Regions from separate parts of the Homo sapiens genome. Here region 1 is linked to region 2. The links are chromatin loops, found by intact Hi-C in ENCODE. Cell type or tissue: MCF 10A. All regions are shown on one strand. Each heading gives the region's core, and the rest is flanking DNA. Links, peaks and the distances in the headings are about the cores only.

What was found. A loop is a pair of places that touch in the nucleus more often than their neighbours do. Peaks named below come from ENCODE experiments on the same cell type or tissue, not always from the same donor. Only the 100,000 strongest peaks of a DNase experiment are listed, where the experiment ranks them.
Region 1: it touches region 2 in a loop (7-fold over the local background); 1 of 110 quality-filtered maps calls a loop at or near these places.

Annotation. Positions count from the first base shown.
Region 1 is chr6:84,341,570-84,349,725 of GRCh38, reverse strand. No RefSeq gene overlaps it. Among named protein-coding and RNA genes, the nearest start is that of CEP162, 120 kb to the right of the region's middle. In MCF 10A, for the core only: a CTCF peak has its summit at 3,149; no DNase peak of the experiment used is centred there.
Region 2 is chr6:84,963,648-84,971,803 of GRCh38, reverse strand. It overlaps LOC105377881 (a long non-coding RNA gene), which reads left to right and starts at 4,000. Exons shown (of 3, transcript XR_942746.2): 1 at 4,000-4,039; 2 at 6,301-6,505. In MCF 10A, for the core only: a CTCF peak has its summit at 4,237 (motif pointing right); a DNase peak (open chromatin) is centred at 4,213.

The DNA.
Region 1 (8,156 bases), core at 1,103-6,102, 620 kb after region 2:
GCCAGCCCATCAACAGAATGATCAGAAACACAAATCAACTAGCAAGGCTAAGGAGTTTCACTTCTGTATCACTGGAACAGCCCTTATATTTGCATCTCAACCAAAGTAGTCTATTTCAAAGGCAAAATTAACAGGAGCACTTCCCAAATCTTTCTGAAGCATGCACAGCTCTGATGGAGCAAGTCAGATCTCTCAGGCTCTCTCTAGATTTTGGTCTCTCCTTCCCACTCTTTGTCAAGCACACCTGTGTACGTACTGCACCTTCCATCCAATCACCAGGTTGATACATGGGGATACAGGTTGATACATGGTGATACTGGTTGATACAAAATAACATGTCATTAGTATGTTTATAGGGAAAGTTATTTTGCATAGAAATCTCTGTGCTATGGGCACACTTTAATTTGAATTCAGTTTATGGTTCTTCATTTTTGTATGTTATTTTTCTTGATTACTTAGGGGACAAGTCCTCAATGAGAATTTTTAATAATTTTCAAGTGATGGGCAAAGGAGGGCTACCTATGACCGTTTCCTGACATTTATGCTTCTGCCCTTAAAACCTGCACCTTCTCTGGGAGTATGAGATAGCAGTAGAGAAAGGGCATTTACCCCCTTCTTCCTGGCCTTTCCCTACTTCTGGGAGTCTGAATATACAAACCAGCAATGCCCAGTCTATATGTAAAAATAGAACTCTGATTCACAACTTGCAGCAACCTGTCCAGGAAACCAACCCCTTTCTCTATAATGACAAACCAAGAAACCAGTCAGACTTGAAGGAGTCAGACTGCTATCTCTAGGAACACTTCAGGAAGCCAAATAATAACCTCTATAATAATTGGCCCAAAATGGCCATGATTTGATTAATAATTGACATATTCCCTCATTTTGTGCCTGATTCCAATTTTAAAACTTTAATGAAAGCTAAATATGCACCCCCACCCATCACAGAGGATGCCTTATTTCTAGCTGTCCATGCCTACAGCTTCCCCATACCAACAGCCTCCAAACAAGGCATACCTAAATATTCCCCTTTTTCCACTATAAGGCTTTCCCACTCCTCTGCATGCCTTTGAATCTCTGCAAAAGTTGAAGTGGTGGTGGCTGACTCCCTTGCAATGGCAAACTCTTCTTATTTGGTTGGTGTTTGTTTATTTCCTCATTTCCAAGGAGAAGGGGCAGCTAATCTGAGTATCTGATTGATGTCTTGGCTAAAACAGTTTTCTAGTCTTTTTGGTAGTAACTGGAGTCACACAAAAACTGATAAGATCTGCACTCATTTCCTTTTTTCCTGTGATTTCTGTGTATATCCTCCATCTGTCAAAATCCTAGAAAGGATGAGAAGGTTAGTTGCACCTTCTATCTCAACCCACTGACTTGCCAGGGAGTTCATTGGGTATAGGTGCAGGCACTAGCATTTTGGGGCCAGAATATCCAATAGAGAGATCAAAGCTCTTTCATTTAATATAAACACCTGTAGCACCACAGACTCAGTACCAAGCTTTATACAGTGGCTTCAACTGCTGGCTTTGACTCCTGTGGGCTGAAGGGGTTCGTATTGTCATCACAACTGATATTACAAGCTGCCACTAGATTAGGAAAATTTGAATGCTTGAAGGGGCTAGGGGATGCTTAATTCCACAAGAAGTTCAGGCCACCCATGTTTGAGATTTGGGAACTTTGAGTGGTCACTATCAAGTATTTCATATAAAGGTGGAATTTGGTGACTCTTATCCCACAACCTGTTATCCATAGGCTCCTGGGGTACTCAATGCCCCACTCCATTGTGTATTCTCGAACTGGGGTAAGGTTATTCATGACATAAAGACTAGTTTATATTTTAAAAGAAGCATTTGAGACAACCTTTTTAACTTCCTATTTCTCACCACAGATCTCATCAGACCAAATCTGGAGAAGCATATGAGAAAACCAGTGGCTGGAACCTAAAGAAAAGGAAGGTATCCTGATACATAAATACCTTTTGCCCTATATGTGGTAGTGAAGAAACAGAACTGTCTTAAGAAATGGTTTAAATTTCTTAAGCCTCTGCAGGGCCCACCTGAATGGAGGGAAATAGAACCCTGCAAAGCAAAGAAAGCAAGATGTTTCTGCTGACAATGAAAGAGAACAAGTTTCCCAACAACTTAAAAGGGGATGAAAAGCAAAATTTTGGAAAAAAACAACATGGCAAAGGGCATATTACCCCGCAATGGATACCTAAGGACACAGTGTTCAGAATTACTAATAGTGCTATCTCTAGGAACAATTCAGGAAGCCAAATTCAGGAAGTATGAGAATCTGATAGGCAAAAATTGTGAGAAGCCAATTCAGGAAGTGTGAGAATCTGATATGCAAAAACTGAGGCACCCTATGGAACATTTCTTAGAGACTAGGATTCTTGGGGCAAAGGTATTCCAGAGCATAAGGCTGTGGAAGCAGCCAACTAAAGCACAGAGAAAAGAAGTGTAAGACCCTGCAGAGGATGAAGAACACAGAGGAAATATCAGTGTATGTGGAGAAGCCAGACCTTTCTTTGACAATGCCCAGAGACCTGGTACCTGGTATACCATGGTCACAGGAATTGGTACTTGTGGTCACTAAACAGAAACTCTACTTGAGTCAACATTGATTTTTTTGGAACACTAAAGGAAAATAAAAATTGAGCGGCTTTAAATATGTAAATTAGTACTCAGAGGAAATAGAGTGCCTTGGGACTTGAATGTGGAGGATATCACCATTTTGTAGGAAGAGAGGTTGTCTCAAAGTCCTCTTTTTGATCAAAGATGCCAAAAGCACAAGGAAGCTTGTCTTCATGCATATGAAATGAATAGGGTCACACTTAACTTATTGGTGGGCACTTCTCCCAAATGAAGTTGAATTTTCAGGTCATCAACTCCCAGAAGACTAAAACCAACTGACTTATTGATCCCAATACGGCTGAAAGATTTTTTTTCTATTACTTTTTTCTTTTTGCTCTTGATTTTGTTTGGAAAATGCTCTTGCTGCAAGAATCACATTGGCTTTAAATTGTGTAGCTATGGGTTTGCTGCTATATGTGTTCCATTACTACTTTGGAACTTTGAAAAATCAAAAGTGGACAATGACAGAGTAGAATTAGTTCACCTCTAGAGATGCTGAAGGAGTGGCATCTATTATTCTACTGCCACCTATCTAATACATACTGTAAATGCCAGAGGAACCAGGCATCTGAATGGGACTCCTCTTCATTCATTCACACATTCAGCAAGCATTTATTGAACACATTCAAGGTGCCAGGAATTCTTCTAAATTCTGGAGAATAATGATGAGCAGAAACACAGTGCTTGGGGAGACTGACAATAGCTGAATAATCACCCAATGAATGTATGCTTTTCAATAGAAACAGGAGTTCTAAAGGGAAGAAACATTTGTAATGTGAGAGCTTTTACCAAAAGAACCTGCATCGGGGAAGGCTCTCCTGTGAAAATGCTATGAACTGCAATCTACAGGAAGAGTAGAATTTTAGTAGGGTTAAAGAGAGGAAGAGCTTTTGAGACAAAAACTGCCACAGAAAGGGCCTGATATGCTAAGAATATGAATTAAACCAGTGCAGGTGGAATGCAAAACATAAGGTTGAGATGGTAAGAGATGAAGCTGGAGAGAGAGGCATGGATAAAGTCATGTAGGACCTCAGAGGCCATATTATAGACTTTAGTTTTTATCTTAAGAGCATTACAAAGCCACTGGAAAATTTTAAACAATGAGGTGATGGGAACAGATTTGCTTCTGAAAAGTTTGCTCCAAAAACACAACAGGCTGAAGGTGCAAGAAGTTAAGAAGCTGAAGCATAAATTTAAAGTAACTATTGGAATAGTACAGATGAGAGATGAAAGAATCTTGAATTAGGGCATTAAATGAAGATAAATTGATGAATTTTAGACATTTTATTATAAAGAAGTAATAGTGGACAGGACTTGATTATACACTAGATATTAGACTATGGAAAGTATCCAAGATTGCTACTTGGTTTCTGACTTAAGTAATTAAATGGATGAGCGCCGGTGTAATTCACTGAGACAGGGAACACTGTAGGAAGCTTGGAGGGAGGATCATAAATTCAATCTGAGTTTGAGGAACTTTTGAGATGTCTAAGTAGATATGCCAAGCAATCACAATATATGAGCCAGCAGCTCAGATGAGAGGTTTCTGCTTGAGAAATAAATTTGCAACATTTGGTTGTATTATTCATAAGTCAGAAATCAAGCCATGGCTATGAATGATACTGAATAAGGAAAAATTATATAGTGAAAGAAGGGAGCATAGAACAGAGGCTCATGGAACTTGAACATTTAATGTCTAGATGGGTAAGGATGAATGTTCTTTCAAGGTGGCTGAGAAGGAGGGGCCAGAGAGGGAAGAGAAAAACCAAAGGAATATGGGCCCCTAACCTCTTAATGCTTGGTTTTGATGGTATGAAGGTGTTTCAAGTAAAGAGGATGTTTCTGATAAAAAGTTGACTCCAATTTCAAATGTTTCTGATGGATTGTGTGAGATGAGGATTGAAAACTGCCCTTTGGATTTAGTGATATGGAAGTCGATGGTGATTAGATAGAGAGGTTTTAATTTAAGAAGCCAGAAAGGAGTCAGTTGAGAGGTGAGAGGTGACATAATTAGACAATGAATTTAGACTACTTTTTCAAGAAATTTTAATACCAAGGGAAAGGGACAGATAATTTGGGAGCTGGAGAGGGTTGTGTGTGTGTATGCATGCATGTGTGCTAATAGGAAGCTTCTCATAATTTCACCTGTCCCCATGAAAAGAAACTGTTGACTATACATAAGAGAGCTATCTAAGGTTAACTAAGAATTCTTTCTCTGATCCATTTCAGAGGCTTTGAGACAACAGCTGAATTGCTCATCTCATTGTCTTAGAACATAGAAAGAGCAGAGCTTGTAGAAGTGAACAGTCTCATGTATATGGGCCAGGAGTTACCTCATAAACTGCTAACCTTCTTTTTAACAGGACATAGTTTATTTTGAGCTTGACTAGGGGAAAAAGGGATTTAGGCAGTGTATCAAACTGTTCTTGCATTGCTATAAAGAAATACCTGAAAGTGGGCAATTTATAAAAAGAGAGGTTTAGTTGGCTTACAGTACTGAAGGCTGTACAAGAAGCATAGCAGCATCTGCTTCTGGGGAGGCCTCAGGGGGCTTTTACTCATGGCAGAAGGCAAAGCAGGAGCAGACATTTCACATGGCAAAAGCAGGGGCAAGAAAAAGAGAGACAGTTGTGGGGAGGGGAGGTGCCACACACTTTTAAAAGACCGGATCTCACAAGAACTCACTATGGCAAAAAAGCAAAAAGAGGATGGTGCTAAACCATTTGATATGGTTTGGTTCTGTGTCCCCACCCAAATCTTGGGTCAAATTTTAATTCCTATTGCTGGGGGAGGGACCGAGTAGGAGGTGACTGGATCACACGGGCAGATTTTCCACTTGCTGTTCTCATGATAGTGAGTGAGTTCTCACGATATCAGGCTGTTTAAAAGTGTGTAGCACTTCCCCTTTCACTCTCTCTCTCCTGCCACCATGAGAAAATGAGCTTGCTTCCCTTTTGCCTTCCCCCATGATTGTAAGTTTCCTGAGACATCCCAGCCATGCTTCCTATACAGCCTGTGGAGTCAATTAAACCTCTTTTTTTTCATAAATCACCCAGTCTCAGGGAGTTCATTATAGCAGTGTGGGAACAGACTAATACACCATCATTCATGAGAGATCCACCCCCATGATCCAATCACCTTCCACCAGGCCCTGTCTCTAATATTGGAAATTACAATTCAGCGTGAGATTTGGGCAAGAACAAATATCCAAACTATATTAGGCAGAGTCAACAAACTGGGAAAATATTTATGATCGCCTTGTATTTCTGCCTCTGCTGATAGAGGAGAGGATTTCTATCTTCTCTTTCAAGGCAGGGAAGAGTTTGGGATGGGTTATTTTTATTCTCTGCACACTCACCTATACTCACTGCTGCCCAGGAAGAATGCCTTATCTTAGAGTTCCATGTCCACTGGGCCCCCTTTCAGTAGGTAGACTCCCTGCATATAACAGAAAAATGCACATTGTTCTCTCTCTTTCTCTTTATCAGCTTCCCTACCTACAGCTGGGGAGTAAGTCAGGAGGAGCTTGAACCAAAGATTCTTTAGTTTTTGGTTCAGCAGCAAGGTTATAGAATCCTCATTAGGCTTCCTGGGGTCTATCATAATTTTGTGTTGGAGTATTAAGCAATTGCTCATATTTATATAATTAATCATTTTCTCCCCCATTTGATTAATTATCTTAGTGAGTTCCACTAGTCAGTGCTCCAAAGTGGTGAACCTTTACAGTCTATACTAAGAAATTCAATGTTAATTTCTCAGAATAAAGATAAAAATACTGGAACTGGAAGGGATATTAGAAATCATCTAGTCCAAATTCCTCATTTCATGAGGAAATTGAGCCCGGGGAGATTACATGCTTTCCCAAGGCACAAAGTTAGTGAATGGCAAATATGAAATTAGTAGTCATTATATGAGGGATTTTACTTTTGGACATATCTGAGTTTGGAACATGTCTTCATGCCTTAGTAACTGCAGCATCTTGGCAAGTTGCTTAGCCTCTCTGACACTACTTTTCCTTTTTCTATAAAACAGGAATTAAAAACTTACCTGCTATGGTCTGCATGTTTGTGTCCCCCAGAATTTCACATGTTGAAATCCCAACCCTCAAGGTGGTGGTATTAGGAGGTGGGGCCTTTGGGAGGTGATTAGATCATAAGCATGAAACCTGCATGAGTGGGATTAGTGCCCTTATAAAAGAAACCAGATAGAGCTTCTTCACCCTAGATAGAGCTTCTTACTGTGACCACACAGTGAGAAGGCATCCTCTGTGAACTTGAAAGTAGGCCCTCATCCCACAATGAATCTGTTGGCATCTTGATCTTGAACTTTCCAGCTTTTAGGACAATGAAAAATTCCTGTTGTTTATAAGCTATCCAGTTTATGGTATTCTTTTATAGAACCCAAACAGACTAAAATACTACCTCACAATGTCACCACCATCTCCCAATTCTTACTGCTAATCCCATTCTACTGTACCATGTTGATTCACATGAGATTCACATGTCACTATAGTTTCAGAGGAAGGGGTCAGATGACACCGTCACCAAAGAGGGCAAAATTATTTTCTTTTCAAATTAATTTCTTTGAATTTTGACTTTTTGTTCCCACCTCTAAGAAATAAAAGGGAACTTAGATATAATATTGCACTATTTTTCTTTGGAATAGATAAGGAGAATTAATTTGAGTGACTTGTTCAAAGCCATTAAGGGTGATTAACTACAAAGCCAAAACTAAACTTCAAGTTCCCAAGCTAATACTTTTGCATTTTTTAACAATACATATTTTGTTTTAGAATAGTTTTAAATGTATAAAAATATTGTAATGACTGTGCAGAGAATTTCCATGTGTCACTTTCCCAGTTTCTCCTATTATTTCCATCTTACACTAGCATAGTACATTTGTCATAATTAATGAGCCAATATTACTACATTATTATTAATTAAAGTGCATACTTTATTCATATTTCCTTACTCTTTATCTAATATCCTTTTTCTGTCCCAGGATCCCATCTAAGATACCATGTTACATAGTCATCGTGTCTCCTTAGGCTCCTTTTCGCTGTGACAGTTTCTTAGACTTTCCTTGTTTTTGATAACCTTGATGGTTTTCAGGAGTCTGGTCAGGCATTTTGAGAAAATTCCTCAACTTAGATTTATTTGATATTTTTCTTACAATTTGACTAGGACTAGGTGTTTGAGAGAAAGGCCACAGCATTATTTTCATCACAGCATATCCAGGACACATACACACACACACACTATTGATATTAGCATTGATCATTTGGCTGGGGTGGTGTTTATTTTGTTTTCCACTGACAAGTTGCTCTTCCCCCTCACCTTTAATATTGTACTCTTTAGAAAGAAGTCACTGTGTGATTTAGAGGAAAATGACAGATTTTCCTCTAAAAGGAGCCAGGACTAACCTGCAGCTCCCACTCAGATGGACAGAGCAGTGTATGGAGATTCACATCATGGACTTTTGTTCCAAGAACTACCACAGGAACATACCAGGAAAGCAGAG
Region 2 (8,156 bases), core at 2,033-7,032:
CAGTACTTTTGTTTTTAGCAATTAAGGTAATCTAGTCATAAAGATGTTGCCAACTATCTTTGTAACACTGGACAAATGACCATTCTGGCTTCAGTTCCTTTATTAGCAAATTAAGGAACCTAAAATAATAAGGTTATTATTATAAAAGAAATGTATTTGTCACTTACTGTGCAATGGGTAAGTTAACCAGCACTTTCAGGCAACAAATCATCTAGCAAATATTGTACTCCTATGATGTGTTAGCAGGTTTTCCAGGAACTGGTCTGCAGAGAAGGCATCTGTTCCTAGGAAGCTGTCATTTTAAGGGGGAATACAGGAGTGTCTGATAATAAGGAAAGAACTATAATTAAGAAAATGTGAATAGTAAAAAATACAACTATAGCCTTTTTATTCATTATCATGGACGAGAAAGTTACGTGTCACATTGCTATATCTTATTGTGTTTTAAATTAGTGAAATAAATTAGGGAATAGGGCAGTGATCTGATAGGCTACTTTTATATTAAGAGATTGGATATGCCACAAGGAAGTGACATTTAAACTGACTTAAATGACAATAGGCCAGCATGCAAAATGCAGCGAATATTCCAGGAAAATGAAACAGCGGAGATAAAGCCCTTGAGAGTATTTGAGAAATGGAAAGAAAGTGAATACGAGTGAGACTGAGTAGATGATAGGTCAAATGGTGACCAGATGAAGCTGGAGTCAAGACCTGAGGCCAGATCATGTAAGACTGTCAAAGCCAGGGGAAGACATTTATCTGGGTTTTATTCTAACTTCTGAGTAAGGTTTTATGCAGGGGAGTGGTATGATCTAATTTACATTTTAAATGTATTAATCTCTCTATTGTGTAGCACATAGATTATAGGGAACAAGAATAGAAACAAGGAGATCAGTTCCTGGGCTATTGCAGTGGTTTAGGTGAGAAACGGTGGTGGCTTGCCACAGGGTGGTGGTGGCAGGGATGCAGAGAAGTGAACGTATTTGAGAGATGCATTGGAAGTAGAGTTGAGATGATGTGGTGATGGTGCATTAAATGTGGGGCGTGCAAGAAAGAGAGGAAGCAAGAATAATTCCTAGGTTTGGAGTTTGTAGCAATTGGGCAGATGTGGTTTTATTTATTCAAGGAAATGAGTGAATTAGAAATAGAGTTCTGTTTTAGCCATATTAGGGGTGTATGGCAGGTTGTATATTCCAAAGTGGCCAGAATGCTCCTCTGCAATGTGACCTTGCTGTTCACCCATCAAGAGGTGTAGTCGCATCCCTTTCCTATAAATCTGCATTGGCCTTAGAGACTTGCTTATATCCAGTAGAAGGCTGTGGCAGTGATGCTGCCTAACTTTCAAGGATAGGTCAGAGGAAGCTTTGCAGAGAAACACTTGCTCTCAGGATGGTCCCTCTTGGGCCTCTCTTAGAGCCCAGTTGCCACAAAAAGAAGCCCAAGCCGCATGAAGAAGCCCCATATAGGTGGTCTGGTTGACAGTTTTAGCTGAGCCCAGCTTTTTAGACATCCCAGCCCAGACGCCAAACATGAGAGTGAAACCTCCAGATAAGTCTAGTCCCCAGCCATTCAAGTCACCCTGGCTGTTTGAGTTTTTCCAGCCGAGGCCCCAGACATCACAGAACAGAAATAAACAAATCTTGCTCTGACCTGTCCAAATTTCTTACCCACTGAATCCTTGGACATAATGAAATCGTTATGGTTTTACACCACTAAGTTTTGAGTGTTTCATTACTCAGAGACACATAGAGCTGTGTAAGATGATTTCACTAGATATCTAAGCAGAGATATAAGTAGGTTGTAGGGTATTTAAGTCTTAATTTTTAGGGAGTAGAGATACAGATTTGAGAGTTTCAGTATCAGTCAAAGTGAGAGCAACCAGGGAGAAGTCAAGGGGTCCCAGTACCCAGCAGAGCACTCCAATATTTAGAGTTCAAGCAGAGTGGATAGAGTTGGCAAAGTGACTTGCAAGTATGGAAACCACACATCCCAGCTTGCCCAGGACAGCTCCTGTTACATCTATTGATCTATTGGTTTAGCATTACCTCTGTTGGGAACTTTTTTTTTTTTTTTTGAGACAGAGTCTCACACTGTCGCCTGGGCTGGAGTGCAGTGGCATCATCTTGGCTCACTGCAACCTCTGCCTCCCAGGTTCAAGCAATTCTCCCACCTCAGCCTCCCAAGTAACTGGGATTACAGGCATGCGCCACAATACCTGGCTAATTATTTGTACTTTTAGTAGAGATGGGGTTTCACTATGTTGGCCAGGCTGGTCTCAAACTCCTGACCTCATGATCTACCCACCTGGGCCTCCCAAAGTGCTGGGATTACAGGCGTGAGCCACCATGCCAGGCCAGTAACTTTTTAAACAATGTACTATCATCATTCATAGTTGCATGAAAATGAGCAGGAATAGGAAGACCCCCCATTTTGTACTTCTATCTTCTGTTGTGACATCTGTAGTGCATAAATATAGGTGTAAGTTCACACATAAACGGGTAGTTACATCTGAAAGTTGAGCAGTAATAGATAACCCAATCCTCCTTTCCCAGCTGATTCTAGAATATATGTAATATTCCCTTTCTAGACAGCATGGAGTGGGCTTCTAATAAACTGTGTAAAGACACAAGTGACCAGGACCAGCTAACTGGCTTCAGTGGTAGTGAGACATATTCGTTGCTGTTGCTCCTGTCAGTCACTTGTTCATGTCCTGTGAAATAGCCAAGGGCTTGAGGCTACCACCTGATAAGGTCAAAAAGAAACATGTGAGATAGGAAACAGAGGCCAAGCAGTCCTGCCTATAGAGATAGTCAGAGGGCTCTTATTATAGTGGATGACTGTTTTACAGTAGGAGCTATAGCTATTTACTTTTCTAATGTTAGGTTATACTTTTAAAATTTTACAATAAACCCTATAGCAGCAATGAGCTCAAAAGGTGAAAGTGCACGTTTACTTAAAAAGTAAGACTTGAACTTATGTTGAAAAAGTAAAGTGGTAAGAGTGTAACTTGCAAAATATATATTTTTTGCCAATATATACCATCCGTGATGGGGCCATAGTAATATTCATGACCCCATGAAAGGTAGATGACAAAATCTGCTGAGAAAGCACAAGTGTCTACTTCCAAAGCGAGTAGTTATTCTAAGAGGGCATATCTGCTAAAAACTACATAACGCATGAAGCTGCTGAAGATGGGTTTACATATGTAAGACACAGTGAATTTCTCTGAGTTTCTCTTCAGGGATTTAGCCTGCTAACTTCCTTGTCTTTTGTTCTCAAACTCAACTTTCCTGTTCCTCCTTGCCCCTAGTTACTGTCAAACAGCCTACCCCTTTCCTGTCAGCTCTAATCAATAACTCACATCTGTTCCCTTGGTTACCTGTAGTCATTGTTCCCCTGAAACTGCACATCTCACACGGTCCACCTCTGTACCTCACATCCCCGTCCCCTTCTATATTTAGAAAAATATGTACAAGTTGCCAATCGGGTCAGCTCAGATTGTGTGGTCCGACCCAGCTGATGGGGGAGTGACACAGAGGTAGGGACTATGTTAAGAATAAAAAAAGCCCCTGGTCGTCTTTGTTCAGTGTGCTCGTGAGATCTTGATTGATGCAGGTAGCACCCTTCTGCAGAAGTAAATTGCCTTGCTGAGTGCTGGTTTCACTTCACGGCATCAAGCATTTATTCCTAAAGCATTTTATATCCAACAATTCTGGGGGCTCGTCCGAGATCCCCATTCTCTTTCTGAAAGGGGTCTTCCATCACCCTACCCAGAGGAGATGGCGTCCCACTGCCCCGTTGCAGTGGCCTCAGGTACAAGAGATTGAGACCCCCCCGTTGAGACAAATGAACCCGGACTCTCAGCGATGCGGGGAGGAGAGGGTTGCAATACCACAGCAACCAGGTAAACTCTGTGCTCAGACAGAATGTAGGAAACGTCACAGGGGCAACAAAGCACTTCCTTGGTGGTTAGGGGTGGGGGTTGGGGCATTCCGGAGGCTGAGTGCATGAATGATAACAAGCACTACTGCTGTACGGAGTGAGTGAGTCTAATCTGCGGTTCCGAGGTCACTTCATAAGGCTTAGGGTGGCCCTTCAGGGGGTCCCTTCAGGGGTTTATTCTGACCTGCCATCAATGCTAAGAGGGACCTGCAATATTCCCGCGAGGAAAGCAGTCAGAGCAGACAAAGCAAAAGAAGGATGCAAGAAGACTCCAGCAGGTGGAGCTAAAGGATAGACGAATTGAGCCTTAGCAAAGCTTCCAGTGGAGGATAGGCAAGAGACCACCAAATATGAAGGGTTAAGCAACAAGGAACCCCCCAAATAGGCCAGAGATCCCTAACATGAGGGGTTGAGCCACAGCAAGCTCCCACTAGGCAAGAGATTCCTAATACGAGGAACTGAGCCTAGGCAGGGCCCTGGATGGGAAATATTACAAGCAAAAAAGATAAAGTTAGCAACAAAGATACCTCCTGATAGTCCCCTAGGTCTCGTGTTAAAACATTAGAAAGATAATTAAAATATTAAACATAAGAAGAGCAACAAATGATAAAATACTGCTGTTCCAATTGGACTCAAGGATCAATCCTTGAACCCTTAGTTTTCTGGCCAGAATTTGGGTTGAATGAGGAATGGATTTGTGAACTTCTAATAGAAAATGTTGCTAGTAGAAGACCTGCCTCCCAAGAGGAAATAGATTATGCCCTATGTTGGTGGCAAGGCCTTGTCCTTTCCCCTCCTCCAAGGATTGAAAGGAGCAAGTCAAAAACTAATCTTTGGAGGAAAATTAGTTGTACATGCGCCCCATTAAGGACAGAATCATCTTGAATGAAAAAGACAGTGAAGGAAGGGTCTTAGGGGATCCTAGCAAAAAGAACAGCACACAGGATCCCCTAGACCATCCCCCACCTAATACACCCCCCCCTTCCCCTCAGGTATCACTCCATAAGTCTGTTCTTCCCCAGCCTAAGTCCCCCTCCTCAAAAGGACTCCAAGCTCCTAAGTTGCCAGGTGGCTTTTGTCATCAAGGATCCGCCGCAACATGTTGTCAGAGTTGTACGGCCCATAGTGCACCTCCACGGCAGCCAAAGTCCATGCTCCTGCCCCACCAGCTGGTCCAGGGTCCCAGCACCATATTGACGGTGGCTCTACAGGACACACAGCCTGGGCCACAGCCTGTGCCCCGAGCAGACTACATTATAGGTCATCTGCCTTACTTTTGCCAGCGCCAAGTAATACGGGGCTTCAGCTGAGGCTCCAAGCAGCTAGGCATCTCTGCAGCTAAGTTTCCTGAGCAAGAAGTAGAACTATCTTTCAGCTGGTATATCTACTAGCATTTATTGTGGTCAGTCCAGTGTTAAAGGTGGAAGTATCCACCAGAAAAGAACTTTGATTCTTTAAAGTCACTTATATTAAAATGTGCCACCAGAAAAAAATTACAAATGTATAAGTATGAAGCTATTCTGTTAAAAAGGATGGTTTAACATTAACTACTAAGAACTTAACCTATCACATTTCTTAACAAGAGATCCAAATCTAAAAAGAAAGCACACATGTTTAGATTTAAGTGAGTACCATACAAACATCTGGCCAAACTTAAGAAAAACCCCCTTCAAAAGTGATTAAGGGAAAAAGAACACAATAAGTGTTCAGTAATTAATAAAAAAAAGTTCCTAGAGAAATAAAATCAAAGTGTTTAATAATTAGTCTATTCAAATTTATAAGCTGTCTGCACTTAGTCAAACTTTAAAGTACCTGCAGGACCCAGAAAGAACCATCTATACTAATTCTAAATACGCCTCTGTGGTAATTCATATATTTAGAAAATTTCAGACTGAATTAATAGTAAAAGTCAAAGCCTTGTTTATGAGGAGTTAATCACGTAAGTCTTAAATAACCTTCAGTTACCAGAAAAGAAAATAGCTATTGTCTGTGTCTCCAGGTACCAAAAAGCCTGTCTTTCAAGAGTCAAGAAAATAACCTAGCAAATCAGAAAAGCCGGACTGGCTGCCATTTCTCCTGTAGGCGCTAAAGAGAACTCAGAGAAATGTTATTCAAACCTCTTATGAAGGAAGTCCTATCCCACCTACATTAGAGGACCCATTAAAGACCCCAAGCCATGTATAGCACACTCAAAGTTTATGAGTGTATAGGAATTTATACCCTCAGCCAAATAAGTCTAGAGACTTGGTTGCCAGAGATCAAATGTCTTCTATCTTCCTATTCCAAACTACCTCTCAAAACAATCCACTGCCAACATTCCTACATACTTGGTTTATCTTCCACTTTCTCTTCCCTCAGAACTCAAAATTTTCCAGTACAGGCGCTGCCCCTAGAGTTCCCAGTACATCAACACCAGCCTGAGGAGCCGGCCTAGTACTTCCCACCACTGAAACCGCAGTCCAGGCAGCAAGAAAAGATGGAGCCATCACACCCGAGTCAAGAAAGCAACACCATTCCTCAAGTTGTGGACCATTATCCAAGGGAAAATCCCCCTCAAACTAAGGTTAAGAAAAGTCTAACCTCTTTTATCTATTCTATTACCCTTTCTTCTTTCCTCATTCTATTGCTGACCTTGTTATCAATGTAACTAATTTAGACTCACCCCAAATCATTAACTTTGATGCTTGCCTTGTTATACCTTGTGAGAAGGATGAATACTGGCAAAGGTATGTCACTACCTTAGAAAAATACCTCTGCCCCTTCAGAGAAGCTGCTGACCCCACACCTTGCTCATGGTGGGGGTACCAGGGCACCCCAAGTTGAGAGATATGTTCTCAATGGGCAGATGTCATCCTAACTACCAGAGAACACGTTGGGACCTCCCCAGAAGGCTGTACTGACCTAAAATCTTACCTCTGCCTCACCAAAAGAACCAACTCCTCTAATTGTCAACTTGACTATTGTAACCCGGTAACTATCTCTATTAACACCCTTAACCTCCACCAACCCTGCACCCCCTTTAGAATGCTTTTACGGCTCAGGAGCAGAGGCCAATGGATATGACCCTACAGTCTTCTTTAAAATACGCTTTATTGATCCCCCTTCTCCTTCTCCATCAGAACCTTCTACCCTACCTAACAACAATGCCAACATAAATATTGTAGAAGTAAAAGATTGAAGACAAACCCTAGCAATTGAAACAGGATATCAAGATGTTAATGCCCGGTTGGAATGGATTCAATATTCAGTCCGCACGTTAAACAAAAGAAATTGTTATGCTTGTGCACATGGCAGACCAGAGGCCCAGATTGTCCCCTTTCCACTAGGATGGTCCTTCAATAAACAGGCATGGGCTGTATGGTAGCTCTTTTCCAGGATTCCACAGCCTGAGGCAACAAATCATGCCAAGCTGTCTCTCTGCTGTATCCCAAAGTCCAACACCCTGCGGGTCAGCCTCTGAGCACCACTCAGCTTCTATCTCCCAACGTCAATTTCACCTCATGTCTCTCAGGACAGGGGGAGAATTTGGTGTTCCTTGGAAGCTTAACGGGATGCAGTGAGCTTAAGCCCTTCCAAGAGCTTACCCATCAGTCTGCCCTTAGTCATCCTCGAACGGATGGATGGAGGTATTACAGTGGACCCTTATTAGACACTCTGCCAAGTAACCGGAGTGGCACTTGTGCTCTTGTCCAGTTGGCTGTCCCTTTCACCCTGGCAGTTCATCAACCAGAAAAAGAAAAACCACAACACTGAAAAATAAGAGAAGCCCTTTATGGGTCTTTTGACTCTCAAATGTACATAGATGCCATTGGAGTCTCACAAGGAGTGCCTGACATGTTCAAAGCCCGTGACCAAATAGCTGCAGGATTTGAATCCGTATTTCCATGGGTAACTATTACTAAAAATGTAGCTTGGATAAATTACATCTATTATAATCAGCAGTGGTTTATTAATTATGCTAGGGATGCTATCAAAGTAGTAGCTGACCAATTAGGGCCTCCTAGCCAAATGGCTTGGGAAAACAGAATAGTTCTGGACATGTCGTTAGCCGAAAAAGGTGGAGTTTGTGTGGTGATTAAAACCCAATGTTGTACCTTCATCCCAAACAACACTGTGTGCGAAGGGAGCATAACAAAGGCTTTACAAGGACTTATCGCTTTATCCAATTAATTAGCTAAAAATTCTGGAATCAATGACCCTATTCCAGGATGGCT